Linked DNA regions of Homo sapiens: regions 2 and 3 are each linked to region 1. A link is an interaction called in ENCODE POLR2A ChIA-PET data of the cell type or tissue named here. Cell type or tissue: GM12878. All regions are shown on one strand. Region 1 overlaps PRTFDC1 (phosphoribosyl transferase domain containing 1). Region 2 has its middle 9.1 kb from the start of ARHGAP21. Region 3 overlaps ENKUR (enkurin, TRPC channel interacting protein).

Region 1 (4,000 bases):
TTAGTAGAGGTGAGGTTTCACCATGTTGGCCAGAATGGACTCTATCTCTTGACCCTGTGATCTGCCTGCCTCAGCCTCCCAAAGTGCTGGGATCCTACAGGCGTGAGCTATTGCACCCGGCACAGGACCCAAGATTTTTAAATGACCAAAGAGTAAAGACAATGTTTTCTGTTATATTTCAGCTATTTGAACACTTGCAAATAAAATTGCTGAAAAAGATGAGGCGCTACCAATTTTCACTAACTCCAAGTTACACATTTTTTGTTATAATATCTCCCAAATCAAGATGCATCTTACATACAATCCATGTCAAATCATGGCTTAATTTAGAGCATTTTTTCTTTCATAGTGGTACATAAAGTAACAATCTATGATGCCTTTAGATTTAGTGAAATATGGTAAGTTTTAGAATTTTTGTGGTCTCTCATCTTCCCTCTTCTAGTCCTTTATTTTCTTCTATTTTCCTATTTCTTTATTTTTCCTCTCCATTTTTACTTAAAAATATGTATGTGTGTGTGCATGTGCTTACCTATAAACCTACTTTGGACCCATCTGGCACCCCCCCACAACTGAGGAACTCTTCTACTATCTTCAAAGAATTGGAGTCTTTTTTCTTCACCCAAAGCCCAAGGTGAGACTCTGCTAAACACAGATTTCCTGTCTCAGAAAGAAAAGGAGGCTTTCTTTTTCTTTTTTTCTCTTAAGACAGAGTCTCGCTCTGTTGCCCAGGCCGGAGTGCAGTGGCACAATCTCAACTCACTGCAACCTCCACCTCCCGGGTTCAAGTGATTCTATTGCCTCAGCCTCCCAAGTAGCTGGGATTACACGTGCCCACCACCACGCCCAGCTAATTTTTGTATTTTTAGTAGAGATGGGGTTTCACCATGTTGGCCAGGCTGGCCTGGAACTCCTGACCTCAGGTAATTGGCCCATCTCGGCCTCCCAAAGTGCTGGGATTACAGGTGTGAGCCACCGTGCCAAGAAAAAGAAGCTTTCGGCTGAGCGCAGTGGCTCACGCCTGTAATCTCAGCACTTTGGGAGGCCGAGACAGGCAGATCACGAGGTCAGGAGATAGAGACCATCCTGACTAACACGGTGAAACCCTGTCTCTACTAAAAAACTACAAAAAAATTAGCCGGGCGTGGTGGCGGGCGCCTGTAGTCCCAGCTATTCGGGAGGCTGAGGCAGGAGAATGGGGTGAACCCAGGAGGCGGAGCTTGCAGTGAGTCGAGATCGCAGCCACTGCACTCCAGCCTAGGCGACAGAGGCAGACTCCGTCTCAAAAAAAAAAAAAAAGAAAGAAAGAAAGAAAGAAAGGGAGGCTTTCAATTCCAGGCACCCTTGCTACTTGGAAACAGTTCAGCAAAAGTTCACCCTGGTGTAGGGTAAAGACTACTCACTAAAACTAAAGACACTGAACCTGGCTTATCCATTCTGTTCCCATTCCTCACAAGCACAGATAACAAGAGCTGACTGATTTAAACCCTTTGTTCTGAACTGTGGGAATGAGAGAGAAAAAATGTATTTAGCGTTTCTCTTCCCTCAAGGGAGCAGGTTTGTGGCTAACCCTTAGCTCTAATGAGCTTCTTTAATACGAACGCCAGCTTCCCCAGGGGCCCACATCCCCTGTGTGGCAAATCTCTCGGCCCTACTGTGGTTACACTGTGAGTTGTATTTTAGCTCCAAAAAATCTCTTGGTGTTGCCAACATGCAGGAATTATTCATACAAAGCAGGGCACATTCAAACAACATGGGGCAGGATCTAGGGCAACTGTGGCTTGCCTAAAATAACATTCATCCTCAATTTTTAAAGCCTTGAAGTTGTAGTTTGAAGATTGTATTTTGTACAGAGGTTAGCTAACCAAATTGGTGGGAAACAATGAGATCAGAATGTTGCACCTCTGAATTACACTTTATCCTCACATTGGATTGCATATAAATTAATGAGCTTTTAAACCAGGGCAACATTTGAGAGAGAATAAAGGGAAAAAACTTGGCAAATAATGCATCCACATACAAAAAAGCTGTCTAAAAAGTCACTTGCTGGCACCTAACAATACTTCCCTCAAATCCTCCTGTTTTTCCACTCAAAGTCCCTTAGAATAGATATCCCAAAAGGCCTCCCACTTCCACCCTGATAGAGCTTTCTCAAAACACACTAAATCTGATTGCAGTCCTAGCTGTTTGGGAAGTTGAGGCAGGAGGATCATTTGATCCCAGGGAGGTTGAAGTTGCAGTGAGCTATGATCACACAACTGTACTGCAGCCTGGGTGATGGAGCGAGACCCTGCCTCTAAACACATGTACACACACACAAACACACACACACACACACAATCGGGTAGCTCAAGGGACTGCTGAATTATGCCTGTTTCTCTTTGATTCGAGTCTCTATATGCTCAGGAGTTAGTATGAAGCCTGAAGCTCAAGGTTCTTTCCGAATTTTTCTGGATTTGGCCTCCTAAAAGCAGCAAGCAAGCTTTAAGTGAATCCAGAGAACAAGCAGGTAGAGTGAAAGTTCATGTCTTGTGGAGTATCTCCATGGTGCAGGGCAGAAAGAGGAAAAGCAAAGCATAGTTTTCCATAATTTACAGAAAAACCCAGTGTTAATATTCATTTTCTTAGAAGGTACTACTTGATAGCTTATTAATTCAACATATAAAACATTTCAGAAAAAAAAGCAGGTAATTGTCTATTTATGGATATTGTCATTCTTCCAGCAATAATAGAAGCTGGCTTAGCCGGGTTAGGTGAATGTCAAAATAAAGCTCAAGAAAAAATAATGCTGATTCATTTGGTCAAATGTTCTTCCTTTTAGCCTAATTTATCTCAACACATCTCTAGGGAGACTGTACACTCCAGTGGTCACAGTCTTGAGCTCTGGCGTGGAACTTTGATTTAAATACTAGATCCACCACTTACATGCTGCTTGACCTTGGGCATGTTACTGAACATCTCAGGTGTCTGTTTCATTATGTGTAGTACAAATATAATAAGGCTGCCTGTTTCTTATTTTGTGTCTACTATTGAATTAATCAAGTTTGGAGTTTCCTTTATTCCTTTTCATCCTCTTTACTAGCTGAAAAATTATAAATAACATTCCTATTTTTTCAGTGGTCACCCTTAAGAGGTGCTGTTTAGAGAAATACGCAAGGAAAAGGTATGAGAAATTAGAAAGAAATAGTAGTATTTAGTTTGACATGGATTACAATGGTGATAGTTTCCGCAATATAAAATATATCCTGGGCCATAGAACAAGCCTCAAAAAATTTAAAAGAATTGGAATCATACAAAATACAGTTTCTGCAACAGAATTCAACTAGAAACAATACAGGAATTATGTATGGAAAATCCCCCAAATACTTGAAAATTAAACAACACGAGACAACCAATGAGTGAAAGAGGAAATTAGAAAATAGTTTGAATTGAATGAAAATGAACACAATATATCAAAATGTATAGAGGCAGCTAAAGAAGTACTTAAAGGAAAACTTACAGCATTATATGTTTGTATTAGAAAATAAGAAAATCTCAAATCTATGAACTCAACTTTCATTTTATGAAACTAGGAAAATAAAAGAAAATTAACCCCAAAACAAACAGAAGGAAGGAAATAACATAAAAGCATAAATCAATGAAACTGAAAACATAAACACAAAAGAGAAAATCGAGAAAGCAACAAATTGGTTCTTTGAAAGAATAAAAAAATTGAAAAACCTTTAGGCATACTGGTGAAGAAAAGGAAAGAGACAGAAGATACAATTTAATACTATCAGGACTGAAAGAGAGAATATCACTACAGAGATTAAAGATAATAAGGGAATATTATAAACAACTTTATGTCCAGAAATGTAAAAACTAGATAAAATGGACAAATGCCTTGAAAGACACAAACTATTAAAGAGTGAGAAAACTATTAGCCTGAATACTCCCATATCTACTAAATAAACTTAATTCCAATTAAAAAAATCTTCTGACAAAGAAAGCTCCATGTCAAGAT
Region 2 (4,000 bases), 200 kb before region 1:
TCAACTAACCAAGGCTTCTTCCCTCAGATAGGAAAAGATCGCAGGGCAATATGTGGTAATTCACATCTGGGCTTAAGTAGGATAGATGGCAGGCTTACATAACCTTTCTCCTCAAAGATTTTTTCAATTATATTTTAATTTTTAAAAATTACGAAGTAAAAAAGAAAAAAACAAACACTAAAACTATGAAGGGGCCCAATCTCATACCACATTTTACGAACCCATTCTCATGCCTCCTTCCAGCTTTCTTCTGTGGCTCCTCATTGCTTGAATCCAACAAGAAGCCTGGGGTCCTCAAAGATAATTCATCCACCCTGTTTCTTTCAATATAAATAGAAATTTTAGATAGTAAATATTCATCAAAGATGAATGAAAAGGAAATAAGACTGACATAAACATTTTAAATTGTGATATTGGGGAAGAGATGAAATAAAGGAATATATTCTAAAAAGAAAAGATATATTATGGAAGAAGATTAACCCCAGTAAGCAGAAGAAATATAGAGACAAATGTTTCATACCCCGAAGAAAATAAAATATATCAAAAGTGAAATCACAAGAGAATGAATGAAATATAAAAGATGTTAGAATGGCTAAGAGAAGGTATTGAGAGGGAAAAATCATACCGTTGCAGAAATAATACATGAATTAGAAATAAGAAGAAATAAGAAATGTCTGGCCGGGCACAGTGGCTCATGCCTGTAATCCTAGCACAGAGGCCAAGGTGGGAGGATCACTTGAGCCTGGGAATTCAAGACCAGCCTGGGCAACACAGTGAGACCTCATCTCTATTTTTAAAAAATAAAAATAAGAAATATCTAGCAGAAAATTGTGGGATGGATGACAGATTTGTTTTAAAGCACATCAAATACAAAGGAAAAGGACAAAGATTAAAGTGATTAGACAGGAGATGAAAAATATAGAAGACAACAGAAATCTGATTTAGAGAAATTGATGTCTCTGACAGAATTTACAACTAATGAAACTAAAAAAAATTTTTTTCAAAGATATACTATGGTAGCCTGCTAAATGTTCCCCCAAATCTGTTCTCTCCTTCTCCTATAATAGTAGTATTTTAGTTAGGCACCTGGTTAACAAGCTAGACTTTCTATCTAGGTGTGTCTAGGTGTGGCCATGACTAAATTCTAGGCAATGAAATGTGGGCAGGAATGATTGTGTGTCACTCTGGAAGTCTTCCCTTAAAAGGCTTAGATCTGTGCCTTCCTAGACCCTTCCCCGATTCACAGTGACTGGAGGTAGGGTTGCCAAGTTTAGCAAATAAAAACAATGAGCACACAGTTCAATTTGAACATCAGATAAACAACAGATAACTTTTTAGTATAAAAAAGCCTCATTCAAATTGGTGTTTGAAACCAAAAAAAAAAAAAAGAAAAGAAAAATGTTGCAGGCAATAAACAAATCAGATTTTAGTGTGTGTCTCATTAAAAAAAAAACTGTTGGGCATAGTGGCTCACACCTGTAATCCAACACTTTGGGAGGCCGAGGCATAAGGATTTTTTGAGCCCAGGAATTCAAGACCAGCCTGGTCAACATAATTAGACCTATCTCTACAAAAACATTTAAAAATTACCTGGGTGTTGTAGCTAATTTTTAGCCCAAGCTATTCTTGAACTCCCAGCCTCAAGCAAGCTTCACACCTTAGTCTCCCAAAGTTCTGGGATTACAGGCATGAGCCACTGCACCCAGCCTTTCAGCTGCTTTTAAATGTGAATGACCACATGATTCAATCTTTAAGTCACATTATTTGTTTTCTTCAAAATTTTTCTTATCAATTAATGCTGAGAAAAATTTTTAGGTGAGTAATGGTTTTCTTTTGGGTCAGGGATCATTAAACTTTTTCTGTAAAGGGCCAGATAGATAATATTTTAGGCTTTGCAGTGCCACGCGACCTCTGTTGCAACTACTCAACTCTGCTGTTACAGTACTAAAGCAGGGATGGACAACGTATAAATGAATGAATGTGGCTGTTTCTATAAAACTTGATAACAGATAGAAGACTGGATTTGGTATATGTGCCACAGTCGGCGAACCCCTGCATTAGGTAATTCACTTTGATTTGCTTGTAGGATTTCTTTTCTTTTTTGAGACAGAGTCTCACTCTGTTGTTGCCCAGGCTGGAGTACAGTGGCATGATCTCGGCTCACTGCAACCTCCACCTCCTGGGTTCAAGCAATACTCCCATCTCAGCCTCCCGAGTAGCTGAGACTACAGGTGCCCGCCACCATGCCTGGCTAATTTGGTATTTTTAGTAGAGACGGGGTTTCGCCATATTGGTCAGGCTGGTCTCAAACTCCTGATCTCAAGTCATCCACCCGCCTCAGCCTCCCAAAGTGCTGGGATTACAGGCTCGAGCCACCGTGCCCTGCCGGATTTCTTTTCTTATATGAAAGTTTAGTAACTTCCCCCAAGTCACTATTCTGTTTTCATAATCCCTGAAACATGATAAATTTTTTTTTAATTAAAAAAAGTTTTTTAGTAGAGACAGTGTCTCACTATATTGGCCAGGCTGGTATTGAACTCCTGGGCTCAGGTGATCTTCCTGCCTGGGTTTCCCAAAGTGCTAGGGTTACAGGCATGAGCCACTGCACCTGGTCAATCCTTTTAATCCTTGGAATTGCAAGAAAGTTTTCACATATTGGTTAGGACAAAGGCTAAGCTCTTGCACCAAAATGTTTTTTAAATACCACAGTACTTGTATTTAGAAGTGGCTACAAAGAAAGTTATGTCTTTTTCAGGTAATGATCCCCAAGTATGCTCTTCAGGCCTGCTACAATAGCTCCATTGTCTTCCATAGGTGGTTTCATCTCTGGGTCAAAGGCAGATGCTCCAGTTCTATCTCCAATAGGGTTCCCAGATAAAATATAGGATACCCAGTTCAACTTGAATTTTATTTATTTATTTATTTATTTGAGATGGAGTCTCCCCCTATTGCCCAGGCTGGAGTGCAGTGGCGCGATCTCGTCTTACTGCAACCTCTGCCTCCCAGGTTCAAGCGACTCTCCTGCCTCAACCTCCTGAGTACCTGGGATTACAGGTGCATGCCACCATGCCCAGCTAATTTTTTATTCTTTTTTTTTTTTTTTTTTGTATTTTTAGAAGAGACGGAATTTCACCATGTTGGTCAGGCTAGTCTCAAACTCCTGACATTGTGATCCGCTCGCCTCAGCCTCCCAAAGCACTGGGATTACATGCGTGAGCCACCATGCCTGGCCCCTCAACTCGAATTTTAGATAAACGACAAATACATTTTTAGGATAAATTTTGTTGTTGTTGTTTTTGAGACAGGGTCTTGCTCTGTTGCCTAGGCTGGAATGCAGTGGTGCCATCATCGCTCACTGCAGTCTTGACCTCCTGGGCTCAATTGATCCTCCTACCCGAGCCTCCCAAGTAGCTCAGGGACCACAGATGTGCACTACCATGCCTGGCTAATATTTTTTAAATTTTTTTGTAGAGACAGGGTCTTGCTATGTTGCCCAATCTGGTTGTATGTTATTTAATCTGCCTTAAATAATGGTTTGAGTGACCAAGTAATTAGAAACAAAATGAAAAAACAAGCTACAGTCTATCAGAAGATATATGCAACTGATATAACCCACCAAGGATTTATTTATTTATTTATTTATTTGCGACGGAGTCTCGCTCTGTCGCCCAGGCTGGAGTGCAGTGGCATGATCTCGGCTCACTGCAACCTCTGCCCCTCCAGGTTTAAGCAATTCTCTGCCTCAGCCTCCGGAGTAGCTGGGATTACAGGCGCGTGCCACCACGCCTGGCTAATTTTTTGTATTTTTAGTAGAGACGGGGTTTCACCATCTTGGCCAGGCTGGTCTTGAACTCCTGACCTCCTGATCCACCCGCCTCAGCCTCCCAAAGTGCTGGGATCACAGGCATGAGCCACTGTGCCCGGCCTCCCACCAAGGATTTATAGCCTGAGCCTCCATAAACCAATAACTAAAATAGAAAAGATGAATAGGCAATTTATG
Region 3 (4,000 bases), 56 kb after region 1:
TGCCTCTCCCTAACTCTGGATCAGATGCATCCTACCCACTCTGTAAGTCTGGGTCCCTGAGTGACTGCAGAAAAGGGTTCCTGCTGACCTGCTCACAGCAAAGTACTGCTATGTTAGCAAGAATTGAATATGTGTTTACGTAATTATACATTTTGGAGTGTACTGTCACAGCTGTTAGCCTACCCTAAATAGCAACCAACCATTCTTGGTAAGTGAGAATTTGTCATATATTATCCTTTATTTTATATCTGCCCTAAGTTAATAAAGGAATAAAGATACTCATATGGACAAGTTTCAAGTGAATTTTCAAAAAATAATTGTATATAAACTACTTTTCTTTAAGTAACCAAAATAAGCTTTTCTATAAGGCTTCCAAATTCTGTGTTTGTGAAAAAAGCCTGAAAGACTCCCATATTTTGTTTTTTATGTTGTCCAGAGGATAAAAACCAGTGTAAGCAGTAGAAATTGTTATTTCTCTGATATTTTATAGTTGCATATATTTTACCAAATTTTTCTAATTTAAAATTTCATAAAATAACCTTTTCCTTTTAGATATTTAGAGCTATTTTTTCTTATTTTTGGGTTGAAAACAGCTCTACTAACATAAACTTATTGCTTAATAGATTATGTAATCTTACAAATGTAACTTTAGAATTCACAAAATAGATAAGTAGAAAGGACCAAAAGGAAAAAAACATTTAAATAAGATATGCATAGTGAGTTGTGGAATAAAATAAGAGTATCGAGGTTGGTATGCTAGAAAGGAGGCTATTCTCCTTAATCATCCTCAATGATGCCTTTATAAGTTGTCATCTTGATTTTGTAAGTTGTCTTCTTAATTTTTCTTCCTCCAAATAGAAGCCTTTCATCATATACAGTGTTACGAATACTGAAAATATTTCTCACTGGGAATAACTGCAAATGTCATGGGCCACAGGAAAATACATCTTTTGCATTTGTGGAGCTCAGAAACAATGTGTTGGAGACAGTTTAGAGTAGCAAGAAGGCACGTGTTACTATTTCCAGTTCAAAATACTTAACAGTTTTCAAAGTTGTGCTGTTGGTATCATGCGCTGCAGAAAAAAAAAAAAAAAAGTGAAGTTCTGAGTGCTGACTTTATTTTTCAGGACCTAGAAATTAATGTTTATGTGAAACAAGTACATAATAATAATGAATTACATTGTGGAACTGGAACACATATTCTCAAATTTAATAGTTTATATGTGGAAAACGTGACACTAGTAAAAACAAAATTTCTTCTTGTGTAAGTGAATAACTCAATTATTCTTTGCATATTGCCTAAGCATTCTGATTAAGACTATTTTTATTCTCTTCATAGTATTTTCCTTTTTGAAAAACTTGGAGTTTTTTATATTTTCCATGTTTTTTTCCCCTACATTGAAATTGTTATACTTTAAAGATCCATTCTTACTTATTGGCAATATAAATAATCTTGTGCTTTTCAATTATGCCAATGTCGTGTTCTAGTTGTTTCATTTCTTCTTCCAGCCTCTGCTTGCGGATCTTCTTTGGTATAGAATCTATAAAGACCGAGAGGGACTGGAATTCTTTATGCACCTCTTCCCAGTTCTTTTTCAGCCCCTGCAAATGGTCAAGAAACTTGTAAATACCAAAGCAAACTGCAAAAGTAAAGGAAATGGGAAAAGCTAATTGGTAATGAAAAATGTCAATAAGTAAAAGAAACTGACAAAAATAACTTCTAAAATGAAATGTATTTATCAAGTACTTGGCCACGGTAACCAAAAATACTGTACAGAGGCCAAATCCCATCCTTGACTGTGTGCTCAGTTCCCACTGGGAGTATTTGTTTGCTCTGCTTTTGTTGTTACTGTACTTGTTTTTACCATCAAAAATGTACACGCAGAGTTATGAGTAGTGTGAAGCTAAAGCTCACAGCAAATGCATGGGTAAAAAACAACTTAGAATGATATCCTCGAGTCAAAAACATTTTTGAACAGAAAATTGTTTTGTAAAATTTTATTTTTTATCCTCATTCTTCAACAGACAAATCACATAAAAGACCTAATTCTGATGTGGATGGCTATATTTTCTTATATCTAACAAATGGGATTGTAAAATTGCCAAAATTCACTTGTACAAAAGATGATCTTCTAAGTGTCCTTTCAATATATTAGAAAGAACCAATTGCCCTCCATATAGTCAAGGGATCTACAGTTCCCATTAATGTATTCTATAAATGATTGAAAGGTCATTAAATGTAACACACATGCTAATTCAATAATGTAGCTAACAGTTTCTATTCTCAGAAATCAACAAATTCAAAATTAGGGATCTCTTAGGAGCAATAAAAGTTATTTCTGTTTCTGCATAATTATCATTTTTTTATCACAGTGCCCTATGGGCTCCACAGACAAAATGGTCTTAAACTAGTAATTAAATTAATTCAATGAAATTTTATAAGTCAACACTTTTTAATTATTCATTATGGGCACATAGATTATTTTATTTACACAAAAGCAAAACAGAAAGTGCAATTTAAGATACTGCCTTGACAGGTGAATTGCTTGAGCCCAGGAGTTCGAGACCAGTGTGGGCAACATGGCAAAACCCTGTCGCTACAAAAAATACAAAAAATAGCCAGGTGTGGTAGCATGGGCCTGTAGTCCCAGCTACCTGAGAGGCTGAGGTGGGAGGATCACCTGAGCTCAGGAGGTTGAGGCTGCAGTGAGCGATGATTGCGCCACTGCACTCCAGCCTGAAACAACAGAGCAGAGACCCTGCCTGAAAACAAAAACAAAACCAAAACTCCAAAACTTAAAATACTGCCTTGAAAACATGGTCTTTGAAAACTATGGCCATACATTTAGGTGTAAAAGAGGATTACAAGTGTCTTATATAATTATGCTGTCATAGTAAGCTCTTGTACAAATTTAATCTTGTAGAAACTTTCAGGGACAATACAATTTCACTGATTTATTTCCATGCTTAGATAAAAGGGATGATGACAGGTCAGGGCACACTGTATAGAAGAGGTTGGTTGGGGAAAAGGGCAACAAATTATGAGGCCTTCTTGAGTGAGCTAAGGATCTGGGAAAGGGAAAGGATAGAAGAAAAAGTATCCAGGTTAAATTTTAAAAAGAGGAGGCTACACAGTTCTTGACAGTGTATGCGATGTATTCCAAAAAGAAGCCCTCAAAAGAATTCTATTTCTCCACAGCCTTTCATTATGAAATGTGAAAGAGGTTCCCACAGTGCTCCACAGGAGTGGCTATTGCAGAGAGGAAGTCTATGTATTTGTACATTTGCGGATATCAAAGGTTTTTCATAGCTAGTTGGGTGATGTTTCCATATTACTTGCAGTCACAGCAGCTACAGTTTTTCTCTGTATTTTCTTTTAAAGGATAGTTTGCTTTTATCTTCCAGTGTGTACAATAACGTTTGGATCAAAGTCAACAGCCAGGGATGGAAACTAAATGTAGCTAATATTTCATATTATATTGAAATACGCTACGTGCTGACTTTAAGAGGTTTTTTCATTATTTCATCTAAAAAGATACTTCATGTGTTGCAGCAATAGTGATTTTCCCTTATTGTTAATTCTTAATTTTCCTCTCTTCTATTTTAAAGCTGAAATAATATCGTTCATTTTGGAAAAAATTCAGACAGGGAGAAGTGATCTTATAATAAGAAGTTTTCAGTTTCATGCTCCTTTTGCACCCTCGCCCACCCCCAAACATTCTCCACCTTGTGGGGTGCTCCCAGCTCTTTCGCCCTCTGGCCTGAGTTCAGCCACAGAAGGCCCTGGAGGGTGGAGAGTGAGGTTGGGGCATTTCTCCTCCTCTCCTAGGACAGTCTAGACATGGGTTCTAGCTGCATTCATCTGTGACTATGACCCTCAGCCCAGCTCCAGCTCTCACTGGATTCTGACAACACTGCTTCTTGTGCCTGCTGCCTTTCAAGCGTAGGTGGTGGTAAATTCCTACTGTCCCTGCTCCTGGGGTGCCTCAGTGCTTCTTGT

Evidence for each region. ChIA-PET counts read pairs that join two places held together with the same protein. Peaks named below come from ENCODE experiments on the same cell type or tissue, not always from the same donor. Only the 100,000 strongest peaks of a DNase experiment are listed, where the experiment ranks them.
Region 2: POLR2A ChIA-PET joins it to region 1 with 5 read pairs; 7 of 35 experiments call an interaction of 5 or more read pairs at or near these places.
Region 3: POLR2A ChIA-PET joins it to region 1 with 6 read pairs; 2 of 35 experiments call an interaction of 5 or more read pairs at or near these places.

What each region holds. Positions count from the first base shown.
Region 1 is chr10:24,927,760-24,931,759 of GRCh38, forward strand. All of the region lies in intron 3 of PRTFDC1 (phosphoribosyl transferase domain containing 1), which reads right to left. Among named protein-coding and RNA genes, the nearest start is that of PRTFDC1, 23 kb to the right of the region's middle. In GM12878, no CTCF peak of the experiment used is centred here; DNase peaks (open chromatin) are centred at 1,562 and 2,862.
Region 2 is chr10:24,730,967-24,734,966 of GRCh38, forward strand. No RefSeq gene overlaps it. Among named protein-coding and RNA genes, the nearest start is that of ARHGAP21, 9.1 kb to the left of the region's middle. In GM12878, no CTCF peak of the experiment used is centred here; no DNase peak of the experiment used is centred here.
Region 3 is chr10:24,983,304-24,987,303 of GRCh38, forward strand. ENKUR (enkurin, TRPC channel interacting protein) reads right to left here. Exons shown (of 6, transcript NM_145010.4): 5 at 1,433-1,602; 6 at 1-1,073. The coding sequence ends at 1,067. It also overlaps a transcript of THNSL1 not described here. Among named protein-coding and RNA genes, the nearest start is that of ENKUR, 31 kb to the right of the region's middle. In GM12878, no CTCF peak of the experiment used is centred here; no DNase peak of the experiment used is centred here.